Regions from separate parts of the Mus musculus genome. Here region 1 is linked to region 2. Evidence: chromatin loops called from intact Hi-C (ENCODE). Cell type or tissue: gastrocnemius. All regions are shown on one strand.

What was found. A loop is a pair of places that touch in the nucleus more often than their neighbours do. Peaks named below come from ENCODE experiments on the same cell type or tissue, not always from the same donor. Only the 100,000 strongest peaks of a DNase experiment are listed, where the experiment ranks them.
Region 1: it touches region 2 in a loop (7-fold over the local background); 8 of 42 quality-filtered maps call a loop at or near these places.

What each region holds. Positions count from the first base shown.
Region 1 is chr3:59,074,982-59,082,981 of GRCm38, forward strand. Med12l (mediator complex subunit 12-like) reads left to right here. Exons shown (of 44, transcript NM_177855.3): 8 at 854-1,003; 9 at 1,714-1,813; 10 at 2,052-2,188; 11 at 7,972-8,000. Among named protein-coding and RNA genes, the nearest start is that of Gpr171, 23 kb to the right of the region's middle. In gastrocnemius, CTCF peaks have their summits at 2,501 (motif pointing right) and 4,480 (motif pointing right); a DNase peak (open chromatin) is centred at 4,491.
Region 2 is chr3:59,205,521-59,213,520 of GRCm38, forward strand. All of the region lies in intron 15 of Med12l (mediator complex subunit 12-like), which reads left to right. It overlaps P2ry13 (purinergic receptor P2Y, G-protein coupled 13), which reads right to left and starts at 5,362. Exons shown (of 2, transcript NM_028808.3): 1 at 5,302-5,362; 2 at 2,372-4,838. The coding sequence starts at 4,835. The coding sequence ends at 3,822. In gastrocnemius, a CTCF peak has its summit at 3,580 (motif pointing left); no DNase peak of the experiment used is centred here; H3K4me3 peaks cover 1,470 bases.

The sequences.
Region 1 (8,000 bases), 130 kb before region 2:
AGACAACAAAAGTAACCAAACTACTCTCACAGCTTTATTCTTTTAGAAACATCTCAAGTAGTGAGACATGGTAGTAAGTTTGGGTTTAGGCACTGTGTTAAATAGTGATATATTAAGCCATTAAGTTCTCAGAATTAACCTTGAGATACAGGGAACATCATTGATTGATTGACACCTAACTCATGGAACAGCAGCGATGAATGTAGAAACTGCTTCTTACAAGCTGGCTGAGTTTTTTTTTTTTTTTAAGTGTCCATAAAAGTTTAGGATAGAGTTGGGTGATTATATTCTCTAGACCAAACCTAGCCCATGATGCAAGAATAAGCTTCACATTTTTTACTGTGTAACTGAAACAACCAAAGAGAATGTGTGACAGAAACTGTAGGTGGCTGGCAAAGCTGAAAATATTTGTTGTCCAGATTTTTATAGAATAATTTGGATTATTCCTATATCGGGTTACCTTTCTGCTGAGAATTTATAACTTTTTAAGGCACCCTATTTAATAAGTAGTGTTAAAGTTATAATCTCAGCACTTAATGCCCTAATTGTATTCCTTCTTGTTTAACAATAAAGAATCACTTGAAGTGACAAATAAATTACTCATCTCCCTATAGTTCCTGTGTTGGAATATTAGCTAATAAGTTATACTTTATGTCTTAGTAGTTGTGGTGGTGACCCTGAGTTTTGTCTTACCAGCTGGGTAGCTGAGAATGGGAAAGACATTTGCATATTAAAATCATCTGTAGGAAATGGTAACCTCATTATATATGGGAAAGGGTCGTTTGTATTGAAGTTGTTGTTAGTACTTTTCTTCTTCCTCTAAGTGTCTGGAATATCTCTGCTTTATTTCTAGACTGTCACTCTGTGTTGCCCAAGTGCCTTGGTGTGGAATTATTCCACCAATGAAAATAAGATCTCGAATCCAGGCTCTCCCCTGGATCTGCTGCAGGTCGCCCCGTCCAGCCTCCCCATGCCGGGTGGGAACACGGCTTTCAATCAGCAGGTAGACATTTGCATCACCGCTTTTACAAGTGTTTTCATTGCCCAGAGGCACCTGGGTATGGTGGCCCGTGCCTTGCCATGGCATCTGAGCTATCTTAGTGCCTGTCCCAGCTCTGCCGTGACTCTAGGGGACTTTGGGGCTGTTTCCCCCACTTTTTTCTTTCAAAATACAGATGTTCATAGATCAGGCACCCAGGCAGCTGTCACCCAGGCAGTTTTGGTGATTCTTCTGATCTTCATTGTGAGCCCTGGAATAATAGTTTGTGACGTTCAGTAATTACGTGTTTTTATTTGTGCTACATTGTTTGCTTCAAGATTTATGCAGCCTCAGCTTTGGGAAGATGCCTAACACTTACCACAAGATACTTGGCTTTCACTAAGTTGTTTTCTGTAAGCTACTGAGGGGTTGCTTGTTCCTTTCTTGCTTTGCCCAGCAGCTCAAAGATATTCAAACGGCTGCCTTGTCTTACATGTGAAACCAACTGCACTTGTTACGTTTTCCTCAGGTGTTTATTTTTGCAAGTATTTATTACTGAACCAAATCATCACGTGTAAATCTCAAAGGGCTCAGCTCATGCAGGAATTATGTCTCCCACGACACAGTTAAGATCGTGATTCACCAGAGGGTACGGTGCTCACAGAAGACTTGACACGATTTGGGCAGCCATGGAGTGTCCGAGTACAAGTTAATTTGAAGTGTTTATGTTTCAGGTTCGGGCAAGGATTTATGAGGTAGAACAGCAGATAAAGCAGCGAGGCCGTGCAGTGGAAGTTCGGTGGTCTTTTGATAAGTGTCAGGAGTCGACGGCAGGTACAGTGCATCATGGGAGAGGGAGTGCGTCGGAGTAGTGGGCTTTATGCTTTCTCTCGTTCCAGTGAAGCACTGCGCATGAGTGAAGGAGCATTAAGCCTTTAGCTACCAGCAGCCCAGAGTGTCTGGTTTAGTTCTTGCCATTCTTTGGTAGTGTTTGCTGAGAATATAGATCAGTTTCCCTTGTATGGTCCTTTTTTTAAACTATGATATCTGTTTCCTTAATTTCTGAATCCAGGGGTGACTATTAGTCGGGTCTTGCATACACTGGAAGTCTTAGATCGTCATTGTTTCGACCGAACTGATTCCAGCAATTCAATGGAGACTCTTTATCATAAAATTTTCTGGGCAAACCAAAACAAAGATAACCAAGAGGTATTTAATATTCCTTTTCTTTTTTTTTGTCTTATTTTCTTCTTGTTCACTCAGTTGTGGCAAAGTCTTTAGTCTGATGTGTTTCTTACGCAAGCAGGTGCTTTAATGATCTTTCTTTTTTGGAACCACGGTGACTCACCATCATGGTAGTGAATTGTGTATTGGGTGGGATCTGCCTGGATGTGTTGATGTGGGATACTTTTTAACCTCTAATCATCGTCTCTACATTTCAGTTTTAGCTCGCTGTTTGTTTAATGATTGACGACTGTATATAGAATATTTGGCTAATTTGGAGTGTAATTTAGTCTCTAGCACAGCAGAGGGCAGCACATGGCTATAAATGGGCATGGTCTTTGAAAAGCCTTAATTACAATTATTTTCCCCCTCTTAAAAGATTGTAAATATAAAGATTTCAATGAAGGTTTTCTTATTCAGTCTACAGAGAAATAAAAGTATTATTTTGGTAATGAAAAAAAAGCCCCTCATATATACAGCTTGTGTTAGATTCGAAGGAATACTGAGGTAAGTTTTAGCTCATTTTCAAAGGAAACACTTTAGCTAACTTGTTAGGTCTCGTTGGGTTTTGAGCTTGCCATTGGTCCTGGGTTTGTGGAAAGGAGAGATGAAACAATTAAGGTAACCAAAACGCTCCATCTCCCAAGCAGGGGCCCGGCACAACATTCCTCTTTGGGAATAATTTGTGAGCTGTTATTGTCTTCTAAAAAACAGGTTCAGGGCTGTAGGAGCCACAAGGGTTCAGTGTGTTAGAAGCAAGCTTTATGTTGAGTGGAGTCTCTGTCTGTCTCTTGGGAGTCTCTGCAGAAGTGGGTTCCTGTACTTGGTAGAGCAGATTGCGTCTGTATGATTCTCAGCTCACATGGTATTCTTTTGTCGCCAAAGACAAGAAACTTTCCATCCCTGTAATCAGGGCCAGTGTGGATAAAATGCTTCAGGAAATCCTGAGATTTTCTCGTTGGATGCGGGTTGCAGGGCTAAGGTGTTGTGTGTGTGTGTGTGTGTGTGTGTGTGTGTGCGTGTGTGTGTCAAGTGACAGTGCTCTTTGGTTTGGGTTTTGCCCAAGCAGATTAAGAACCCTTCAGCCCTGCTGTGCCAACTAAGTCAAGAGTTCCTGCTGCAGGGTGGCGAGATGGTTTTGCAGGTTTGCTGCTCTTTTAGAGAGCCTGGTTTCCCAGCACACACATGGCTGCACAGAGCCACCTGTAACTCCAGTCTAAGAGATCTTTCAACCTCATGTGATCTCCACAGGTACCAGGAATGCATGCGCTGCACAAACATGCAGACAAATCTTACTCATGCCTGTGAATTATAAATAAATACATCCTCAGAAAAAAAAAAATTAAAGCCTTATTCCAGTGGTTCTCAACCTTCCGAATGCTGTGACCCTTTAAGACAGTTCCTCATGTTGTGACGATTCCCCAGCTCTAAAATTATCTCATTACTACCTCATGACGGCAGTTTTGCTGCTGTTACGAATCATAACGTAAATATCTGATAGGCAGGATATCTGGCATGCGACCCCTGTGAAGGGAAACTCAAGTTACACACAGGCAATTTCAAAAGTAAGTGTTAGGGAGGCTGCCTTGTCAAGGATAGAGATGACGTTGCCGTGCTTCAGAATAAATCTCCCTGTGCTCTCAGAAGCCCAGTGACTTTGCAGCAGCCACGTGAAACAAGCCACTGGGCGTATGAGCTTCTGCAAGGTTAAATTCCAACGAGCTTATTCTGTTGTAAAATGAACAAAAATGATTATTGTGGTCGTATAGTTAGTTTTACTGAGAATTTCTCTTAAAATGATATTGTCTGTTTATCTATATGAATTAGTTTTGCGTTGTTGTAATAAAATACCTTGATCAAAAGAAGTTAGGGAAGAAATTATTTTGGCTTACATGCCAGAGGGGCGGGCTACTGCCTTTCATAATAGGCAGGGGATGTGACAGCAGGAGGGTGAAGCTGGCCTGTCAGTTCGGAAGCAGTGTCTTGGTGTTTCATCCCCACACAGAAAGTAGAGAGACTAGGAAATGGGCCCAGGTAATAAGACCCCAGTCTGCCTTCAGTGACACTTCCCCAGCAAGGTTCCACATCTTAAAGGGCCCATAACCTTCCCAACTACCACTGGTTGGAGACCAGGTATTGGAAAATGTGAGGGTGTAGGGGATATTCGTACTCAGACCCCAATGCTACCTGTCTGACTGTATTTGATCTGAGAAAGCAGGGTAGAATTTGAGCCACATCTTAAGGAAGGCATTCTCTGCTATGCATGTGTCATGGTATTCGCCACTAGAGGGCAGTATGGGCTTTAGACCAAGTCCTGGATGATGTAGCAGTTTGGATGGGGATGCAAGAGAGGTTTAATGGTGATTTGAATATTGATTGCATTCTGGGAAGAGATGTGAGTGGCTTTGTGGTTAATGTGGTGCCTTTGAGTAAAACAAAGACAGTATTGTTAACTTTTAGTTCACGCTTCCTAACTTTTAATCTGGGAGGATATCTGTATGGACGGCCCCTTCTGTAACATTAAATATTTAAACATTAATGTTTAAATACTTAAAATGTTAAGTTTATAGCATTAACATCTTTAAAACGTGGCTTTAGTTTTTAATATGCATTTATATTAAGGCATGTATTTATGTATAAGTTTGCAAGTGACAGTTTTACTTGTCCATTTACAATTTTAAATAATGATAACAGACGGTTTTACTTGTCCACTGAACCAAAGAATCAACCTCCCCTCCCCTCCCCTTCCCTCCCCTCCCCTCTCCTCCCCTCCCCTTCCCCTCTCCTCCCCTCTTTTTCTGTTCCCTTTCTTTTTCCCTTCTTATTTGGAGATAAGGTCCTCTGTGGCTCAGGGAGACTTCTGAACTCCAAATCTTCCTGCCTTGCCTGCTTAGTGCTGAGATTGCTGGCGTGTGCCACCGTGCCTGGCTCAGGAGCCACTGTTTTCCTGAGCACTGAGTTACTTGTTATTCCTGGAATTCACATGTAAATATTGGATGGTAGCTGTGTGGCTTAGAGCAAGTTACTCACAGTTGTGTGCTCAGAGTTTTCGCATAGTTATACAACACTTGAGCATGAATATCCATTGAGATTATAAAACATAATAAGTATGTTCCAAAAATTGCTACTGTGGCCAGTAATAAAATAGCTTATATTTTATTGGAAGAACCAACATTATGTACCTGTTCTCTAGTAAGATGGAGATATATTGAGTGGTTGGTTAAGACTCAGATATGTATCTCCCATCTTTAAAATGTACCTCCTTTTTTTCTTGGGTCCTATAATTTGTCCAGGATTGATGTTGCATGCGTGGTGGGAGATAAAGTTAGCAACCTCTCTCTAGTCATGGTGGTTTGATGTTTGCTTTTACAAGGGGTGTTCTTTCTCATACCAGCTGGGGGGACCTCAGCCCCTCCTGTCTCTGTAGTCCTTGCAGACTGCTTTGTAATGGCTAAGAGGGAAATCTGATCCTTCACATCCTTGTAGGAGGTGGAGAGTCCTGATTTGCGTACAGCCTCAGCTTCAATAGTCAGCTAAAGTCCGTTAGAAATTGTAGAGTACAGGTGAGAACATTTGACACCAGGCTCTGCCTGTGGTGAGAGGAGCTGACCCTGCCCGTGCTGGGGGCACGCTTTCACTAATAGCTCATGGAATGTGAGCTGCTTTTACTCTTTCCCTGCTGGGGCGGTGTCAACTTGAGTGCTGCTGTAAAGAAGGTAGGGAATGCACCTTGTGTTTTAGTATTTTTTCCACTCTGTGTCTTATAAAAGGAAGAAATTCTCGCATTCAATTCAGAGCTCAGAGGCTGTCTGACAGTGGCCTCTGGGCCCAGCAGTCACCTGAGGGGAGTGAACCACGGAGCCCTCAGCTTCCCGGTACTGACTAGGCAGTTACTGGTGACCTCATCTCCAGGCCGCCAGGTGGGGAGGGCCCCACAGCTTTGCAGAGCTCTTGGACCACTTCCTTCCTCTTGGCCTCTCTGCTTTTGATCCTGCCTGGTGTGAGAGCAGAGGCTGCACTGCACGTTTGGGCGCTTCAGGAACGTGGAGAAGAGGGAAGACCCAAGGGTGGCAGGCAGGAAAAGCTGCTTTTCAATTCTCTTTCTGGGGCCCCTGTGAACAGACTTCTTTCCAAGTAATGAAACAGCCAGGCCAGATGCCCCAGCCAGAGCAGAGTGCTTCAGGACAGCACAGCATGGGTCGTTTTCTCAGTCTCTGCTCCTAGTATCACCATGAAACTCCAACCGCAAAACCTACATAGTGCTTGTTTATGATGGTTTCATACCAGTTTGTGCTCAAAGTTTAGAGTTCTTAGGTAACAGAAGTCTCAAGTTCAGCATGTCCTGTACTTACCTGAGTCCACCCGGTTTAGGCATTGTGCTTGATTACTGTCACCAGAAATAGGAGGGCTTTGTTTCTTTCTTGGCTGTGCTTGGGCACAGTTACCTTTCTCAGACGCCTGCTCTGTGATGTCAGGGGCTGTGCCTTATGCCTTCCATCACATCCTTAGTCCCTGGCCTCATGCCTGCCACATCATTCCAAGGATGTGGGTGTGTTTTCTTACTTTGGGCTTCTGAGCTCACTGAAAGGCTGCTGGTATGGTGACAGGGAGGAGGATATACCACTAGGATTTGTCTTGAAGGAGAGGGGTTCACGGATTCATGAAAGGTGTATTACAGTTGGTGTACAGTCAGACAAGAGAGGAAGGTATTTGCAAGTGGAGGCAGGGGCATGGCTGACAGGAAGCCCCTCAGCTGTGAAATCAGCAGGCTTTGAGGTACCTGTGGATAATTTGCTTACATTTATAAAAGGGCATGTCATTGCTAGATGACATAAGATGTTGTGAACCCATTATTAGTGCAGCATTAAGTATTCATAGTGCCTCTCATGTAACTAGGCACTTAATAGCAATAGCTACTTAATGTAAGGAAAACAAGTCCATATAAGTATAAGCCAAGGAGGTACCATCAAGTATGTCAGTCAGTTTTCCATTGCTGGGACAGAATACTTAACTGAGGGAAGATTTATTTTGGATCATTATATTGTAGAGGTTTTACCCCATGGTTACTGGGCCTGATGTCTCTGGGTCTATAGTGGATATGAATAATCATGGAGGGGAGTATGTGGTATGCTGATGGAGAGCAGAAGGAGAAGAGGGGAGGGGGAAGGTAGAGAGAGGGGGGAAGAAGGGAGAAAGAGGGGGAAGTCCACATTCTAACCACCTAACAGTGGGGTTGAGTATGCGCCCTTTGTAATAGTATTTCAGTGTCATTGGAGTTCAGTGGTCTCTCTCTCTCTCTCTTTCTCTCTCTCTCTCCCTCCTTCCTTCCTTCCTTCTCCCTCTTTCTTTCTTTCTTTCTTTCTTTCTTTCTTTCTTTCTTTCTTTCTTCCTTTCTTTCTTTAATGTATGTGAGTACACTGTCGCTGTCTTCAGACACACCAGAAGAGGGCATCAGATCCCATTACCAGATGGTTGTGTGCCACCATGTGGTTGCTAGGAATTGAACTCAGGACCTCTGGAAGAGCAGTCAGTGCTCTTAACCGCTGAGCCATCTCTCTAGCCCCCAGTGGTCATTATCTTTAAGGAAACTCTAGTTCTCTTGGAATTGTTTCACATTCAGCTGTATTTTGAGTGTTTTCCTCCCCTGCTTGAGTTAAAGTGATTTGAAAGCACTCTGCTAGTAAAACTTGGGAACAAAGCTTTAAGGATTAGGCAGTCCTTTGCTTGCATTAACGTGATATTGTTGGTACATTTCTCTTGGTCATTAGGTTGCCCCCAATGATGAAGCTGTGGTGAC
Region 2 (8,000 bases):
TAATCTAACCTTAGACACTCATTTCTAAGAGGGCTGGGCAGCAAGTCAGTTGTTTTTATGTAGCTCAGGGTGGTCTGAACTTTGTAACTCTCTCTGTAGACCAGGCTGGCCTCAACTTCATCCTCCTGCCTCAGCATCCTATATTTAGAAAGTAGGATTATGTGAGTCCCATGACGGCTGGATTGCCAGTCAGTTTCAATGGGAAGTACGGGCCTTCATAGACATTTAGGGGCGTGATCCTAAATGTGCAGGTCAAACTCGCGGCACCAGTGTCTCCTGAAGGCTTGCACTAAGCCTTGCTGGGCTGTGTCCAGCCGTCTGTGTTTTAGGGTCTTCTCAGCTGATTCTGGTGACCACTAAAGCACCTAGCAATTTCTAGCAATGCATCCTTTACTTTTATGATGCATATTGGGCCTCTAAATGAAGTTCAGAATGTTCAGGTTTGTTCCTAGGCCCTTCAAATGCTTTGTAACTTCTGTAGTAACTAGGGCTAGAACCTTGTAAACTCACTCCTTTCTTAGACAGCAGACACTGCATAGCCTGGGCTGTCCTGTTCTGGGTGGTTTCTCCTGTTGAACTTTGTGGGAACGGACCTGATGGGCTCCTCTTTGTCACTGGCATCCTGTCCATGTCACCGAGCTGAGAATCATCATGGCATCTCCGCCCCTCCCCTGTTCCCGTGGTAGAATAACTTCCTGTGGTTTCTCTACAATGTTCCCCTGTGTGGTAATTACACTCCCATCTTTTCCCCTCATAGAAGATGTTTGGAGGCCTCACCCTAATTATCCAGTGCAAATAATTATATCTTAGCTTTTGATAAAAGCCCACAATTTTGCTGTGAGTTCAGCTCATATACCGCATCAGAGCGCTATTTTTTAAAAAGGAGTTTTGGGGTTTATTGAGAAAGGGTCTAATACAGATTTAAGCACAGGCCTGTGGGGAAGCTGAAGATGACAGAATTATACATTGCTGTGCTCTGTCCCAGAGCAGACTAAGCATCTGAAGGCCCATCACTTCCTTCTTTTCATTCTTTGCTCCTTGTTTATGGCCAAGTTACATATCAGGCCATTCTATAAATATTCTACAGTTTTGAATCTGCCTTGAGAGCTTAGAGGTTCCCATAGGGAATGTAACTTTAAGATAGGTCTAATGCCCCTCTTCTCTAGGTTCCTGGCAACTCTGTTGTACAGAGCAGACCCTCTGCTTTTGTTGCTGTTGTTTTGAGAGAAACTTGCTGCCTGGAAAAGCGGTAGTGACTGGTGATCCCCACATAGACACTGATGCGCTGGGATTACATAAGAGTGTGCCACAACACTTGACTGGGCAATCTACTTCTGACTATGGTATTATAATGGAATGAAGTGTTTGAACTTATGAATCACAGATTGAAGTTATATCTGGAAATACCGTTCTTAAAAGTGTATATATTAGCCAGGCGGTGATGGCTTTAATCCCAGCACTTGGGAGGCAGAGGCAGGTGGATTTCTGAGTTCCAGGCCAGGCTGGTCTACAGAGTGAGTTCCAGGACAGCCAGGGTTACACAGAGAAACCCTGTCTTCAAAAACAAACAAACAAACAAACAAACAAACAAACATGTATATATGAGTTGTAAATTTATGTAGAGGCAATTGAAATTGTCATCAAAGGTAAGCTATATAAGCTATACTACCATGTATGGATTACTATTTAATAATGTGGCTCAGATACAGTTATGTGTAACACAGTATTAGGGTTTTCCTGTGACTGTGTCATGTGCTCTGTAATGGTATATAGGTTTAGTGATATGTGTAATAATACAAATGATTTCATTGTTTTATTTAAGAGACCTAGAATTCACCTAAAGGAGAGCTTTGGGATTTGTAATATGCTGCAGTTACAGGTTTGACTTACCCAGTTACTGGATAACTGGATAAAGCATTGTGTCAGTAGCCTTAAAATTCCAATGTTTGGTCTCCTTGTTTCATTTGTGCTCTTTCCTAGCCCAGGTGGGCAGCATTTCTCCTCAGCTCTAGCACGCACATGATAGGAAAGCAACTATACAGAGTTCAAGAGCTTAAGCTTCCATTTTTAAAATTTTTCTTTTTCATCTAGGTGCTGATCAGATCTAGGATCTTGTACATGCTGGGCACAGGTCCTACCACTAAGCCCCACTACCTGCCCTGGAAGCCTACTCTGTTAATGGTAAATCGATAGGAGCTGGCTGCTTTCCTTTTACTTTTATAGTGCAGTAAAATAAGACCCAGTTGGGCTAGGCATTTTGATGCATTCCTTTAGTCCCAGCACTCTACTTGGAAGGCAGGGGCAGGTGGATCTTTGTAAGTTCCAGGACAACCAGAACAAATAATGACAGCTTGTCAAGAAAAAGGGCCCCTTTTGATTTGTTTTAGCAAAATTTATTAATTGCACAGTGCATATTTAGCAAATTATCCTAAATCAATTCGATAAGTAGATGAGGAATGATGTCACACAGATGAGGAAGTGACTGGGCTGGAGGACTCGGAGGAGGTTGGGCAGGTAAGGTTACCTGGAGTAAGGGACAGCAACTTTGGGTGTCACTAATCAATAGGAACTTACAAAGTGGGTCAGATGGAAGGTTCTATGTACAGTGCAGTGCGGACCAAATGTGCCATATTAAATGGAGTTTGTAAAGGTCAAGATTAGCAAGTGATTCCAGGAAGACAAGGAAGTTCTCTTGCCTCTGTGGCTTCTGAGGCTATGGAAAGAGAGAAGCCAGGATTTCACATTACAGGCGCGGTTAGGGGAAGAGTCGTCGTGTTCTCCAGAAAACCCAGCATCACCAGCCACATATTTTAATTTTCTTAAACCCATAATGAGATCCAGGGAAGTAGATAGGCCCAAATAAAATGAATCAGGCTTTGAAAAATCTTCCCACATGAATATTACTAATGCCAGGCCAACCATCCCCTTGCTCACATGCACTAAGGATAGTGTACAACAAACATCCCGTCTAGGATATCCTTACCCCATTTCTTTTGTAAAAATGTGTGATTTTGCTGTCTTTTTACGAACCCTGTTTTTGGGAAATGTGGCTAAGAATGAAAGCAGTTAATATAAGACAGTGTGTAGCAAGGAACCTAATTTATAGATAAACAGTGAGGGAAATAAGTATTTTCCAACAGGATGCAGATGCTGTTGCCCAGGAAGGTTTTGCTGACTAAACACTTCCCCTCTCTGGATTGCACATGGCTGTGAACTGGCTTTGCCTGTTGCATGTGCCTCTCTTCTGGTGCTCTGTTTAGATGTAGGAGCAGCCCTTTGCACTTGTAAGGAGGAAATCTTTTGAGATGCCTGGGGTTATTTTGACCAACCCACTTTGGTTCCTCAGACTGCATCTCTTTGAGCCCCCACCTTAGCCTTTCCACACAGGCACTGGATATGCAAGTTGGTTGGTTTCTGTTCACAAGTGTCAGCATTCTGAAGGCTGTAAAAGCCAGCCTGGTGTTTTAGGAATTATGTGTGTGAGAGATGGTGGGGTGGTAACTAGAAGGAAGATTTTTCAGGCAAACCTGTTTCCCATTAACCTTTTCCATAGTACATGAATGCCCTTGAAAAGGTGACATCTAGTGGCCATTTGCTGTATTACATGGTCTCTTAATTTATCCTGCTTATAAATACGTCTATGTGGTTAAAATGGGCATAATGTTTTTCCATACACTAGGATAATAAAATGTAGGGAACTGTTTGTTCCCCTCTTTTTTCCTGTAATGCTTAAATGAGGTCTCCACATAAATGATCTTTTGAAATCCCATCCATAAATAGACGTGAGGCCATGCGTGAAATTAACCTGTGGGACACAGTGGTCAGGCTAGGGTGATGTTGTCTGTCTGACTACTGTGGTGGTCTTCGCTTGATCCTGCTGTTCTTGCCTTTCCCCATCTCACACATGGCACCTTTTGTGTGAACTTCTTGCATAAAATTATGTATATTAAGGGGTCCATACAAATGTTAGTTGTTGCCAGAAAGAGAGTTGCTTCTTTAGCAATAAACAGCTGGTTTTCTAACCTACAGTCAGTCTTATTGGTGGTTTGACTGTAAGTGTATGGTATTCTGACAAAATGCAGTGGGGCAAAGCAGACAAAGAAGACAGCCATGACGATAAATACCTTCACCTCCAGCCGCTTGTGCCTGCTGTCCTTACTCCTAAACTTCCTATAGGAGTTGTACACCTTTTTGGTAATCACCGCATAAAACAGAAGCATCAGAATAAACACAGCCCAGAAAATGAACTGGCAGGTGTGACTGACCACCTGATGCCACCACAGCCCAAGGGGACTCTTCAAAGATGCACACTTCTTCACGGATGATGGCGTTGCCTCCTTGTTCAAGATCATGTTTGGCAGGGAGATGAAGAACATCAGGGACCAGACGGAAATGGAGACTGTTTTTGCGAAAGCCGTCTTTTTGACAAAGGTTTTCCTGAACGGCATGATGATCTTGAGGAACCTGTCGAAAGCGATGAGGCCCAGCATCATGATACCCACATACATCGTCTCATAGAAGACCACGGAGGAGAGCGTGCACACAAATCCTCGGAGCTGCCAGGGCGCAAGGTGTGAGTCGGAAAGGATTTTGAAAGGCAGCATGAGTGCCATTATCAAGTCTGCCACCAGAGTGTTCTTGAGGTAGACGATAAAGGTGGAATTGCTGGGGATGTGGACGAACACCCAGAGGGCCACGGTGTTCAGCAGGATGCCTGCCAGGAAGACCACAGTATAGAGAACCGGGAACAGCAGCTGTGTCATCCGAGTGTCCCTGGGGCACCGCTCAGACTTGTTGAAGCCCTGCATCCCAGTGGTGTTGATTGTCCCGAGCATCAGCTATTACACATAAACATGCACACAGAGAAAGATTACACATAAGCAGGCATACAAAGGAAGGTAAACAAAGGGTCCTTGTGGATTGGCAGATAACTACTTCTTGTAAAAACAAACTTACTATTTAACTCATTCAGCGGATTTGATTCTTTGGCTAGAGCTTTTTTGAGCACATAGCTTAGTTTTGTTGCTGTTGTTGTTTGGTTGGTTTTTGTTCAGTTTAGTTTTGTTTTATAAAGTCCTGTTAATGTCTACCCTTGTGAAGTCCAAATAGCAAGCACCAATCACTACACGGCGGTGACAGAACCTAATTTAAGATGTAAGAGTACAGGGTAGTGTGTCATGCGTTATGAAGTACCTTATGCTTGCAGCCCGTGATTACAGAATATTATATTTAGATTTCTAGAAAATTTAACCACCTTTTACCTTTTATAGCAAGCAAATTCATAAGAAAAATTAAACTGACCTTTGTTTTGGAAGAGACTCAGCTGTATGAGTTGTGGCAGTTACTAGCTCAACCCACGAATAGCTTGTGAAGTAAAGGTTCTGCTTTCTTATACTGCTTTTCCTTCCTCATTTCCCCTTGTGGGCTTCTGTAATACCCACATTTTCTAGAACCTCTTTGTCTTTAGACCTTTGGAGCATTTACCAGTAGTTATTGGTTGCGTGTTCTGAGTATTGAATCCAGTGCTGTCACCGGCTCTGCAGGCACGCCACCACGCCATATTCTTAACATGTGGTCTATTTTATTATATTAAATTATATGTGTAAGGGCGCATATGCATTCAGGTGCCCTCAGAGGCCAGAAGTGTTGGATTCCCTGGAGCTGGGGTCCAAGGTGACTGTGAGCTGCCTGGAGTGGGTGCCAGGAAAATCCCTTTAACCGCCGAACTATTTCTCTAGGCCCAGTGTTTTACTTTTTATTATTCACATTCAGCGACCTTATTGAATACTTCATATGTAATAGTAGGAGTTAAAATGATGAAGAAAATAGTATGAAATTACAATCAAGTAGGAGGAGAAGACTTGATCTGAAAATCAAATCATCTTCTGTCCCTTACAGCCTGGGCGTGCAAGAAGTTTGTATGTCTAAGGCTAGGCTTTGGTTGTTGGTTGCTTGTTTGTTTTGCTTTGTTTCCTTTCTTCAGACATTGCTGTTAGTCTTTTGATCCCTAGATCTGTGGCAGATTATGAGTCACATTTCCCAAGAAGTGGTAGCTATTATTCCTGGACCTCTGCATTATTCGGTATTATGTTTAAACAAATGTTTTAAGAGCTATATACCTCATTCTCTCATGTAGCAAGTTTGAAATCATCATCTACTTCATAGGAGTGTGGGGGAGGGGGACCGATGGACCGACCCAGGGCACATCAGTGAAAGCTAAACATGCCAGCCGCTCATTGCTTGGGTTCCTTGAATTGCCCAGTTTGAGTGGAGCTACAGTGTGGCACTTTTAGGAAGCCCTTTTGGGAAACCACCTCCATTCTTGAGACTTAGAGAAGTTTTGAATCAGGGCTGGCCTCAGATTGGTACAGTGTTTCGTTTTAAATCTCAGGGAGTGTGCAGAAAGTTACAATGTGTGACAGTCTGCTTCCCTGCCCGACAGATGAAGGGAAAGAGGAAATCAGATGATCCTGGGGAGGATGTGTGGTTCTCTATGGCAAGTTTCACTTCACCGTTCTTGCCACGCGCTTACCGTAGAGATGGACCGTCTTCAGGGTTTGGCTAACTAGTAATTCCTATATTACTTGGTTGAGAATTTGGAATCCATTGATTCCACATTTGAACATTTTAAAATGAAATGTACTGTGTTTCCAGGGAACGTTGGTTAACTCTAGGGAATAAATGGCACATTGTAAAAATTTTCTTTTTGGCTAAAATATGTTAGGATTTACTGATGTAATGCCCCTTAACTTAAATATATATCCTTTTGCTTTATAAGAGGATAAAAACCTAGCAAAATCAATATTTTAAAGTAGGTTTATTGTTAATTTTAACCATAAACACAGTCAATTTTAAATTTCTCAATAGCCCCCAATCCAATATAACATTGAAGGTCTGGAAATTTTTACTTTAAACAAGGGAAATTCTGTACAGGATAATTTCATAATATGAGAAGTAGAAATCACATTTTGGTCAAATTTCAAAATGCCAAATGTGGGAAACTTTGAAAAGAGGAACTGATCAGCAATGGACATTTCTAGGGTCACAAAGGTACATTCTTTTGGTTGTGAAATACATATTTATTGTGAGTGTGTGAGTGTGTGTGTATGTGTGTGTGTGTTTTCCTTCAGTGGGTTAGTTATATCTTTCCAACATGTGGGTTTCATGGATTGAGCTCTGCATGGTCATGGTTGGTCTTCTCTAGCTGAGTCATCTTCATAACTACTACACACTTGTTAAATGAGAGCTCCCCTTGGTAAGTTCCTTAGCTGATATTTGTTGGAAAGCCTGTTCCTCTTGGAAGGGCCTCTCTGCACGCTGCTCCCTAGGCCTGTGTGGAAGTGCCATCTCCAAGCTGCGGGCCGTAGCTCCAAGGGCTTGTCCACCTGTCGCTTTTTGTTCCCCTCATTTGGGAAGTTATTTATACTCACTCTGAAATACTTGCCCCCTTTTTATGATGAAATACACAACAGTGTCCTTTTCATATAGTTAGGGGTAAAAGAACGTCCATCATATGCTCACAGTGAGGCCTGTCATGGACGATGTCATGCGAGCTTCCTCAGTCAATGAAAAAGAAAATAGGAATACTGTGGGCTTATTAGTTCACGAAGGCCGGGAAGGAAGAACTAAAAAACAAAAAACAAACAAAAACAAACAAACAAACAAACAAACAAAAAAACCCCATGCATTGAAAAGTTTCAGTGTTTAGGAGCCTGCTGAATAATTTAAAGACTGGAATAAATTAAAGACTGGAATTCTAATATGCACTAAGAATAGACTCAAAGTAATAAAATAAAAATAGCTATGGTATTATAGGTAACTATGTTATCACAGCCCTTACAATAACAACATAGTCCAGTCTTATTTTAGATGTGAAAATCAAAATGAAGAAATTAAGCACCTTCCCAAAATAGTGTTAATAGAGACCACCACTAACTCACCACTGGCCCTAGAATTTGCACTTAGAGCCTGCCTTGTCCCAACCCCACCACACCCCTGAG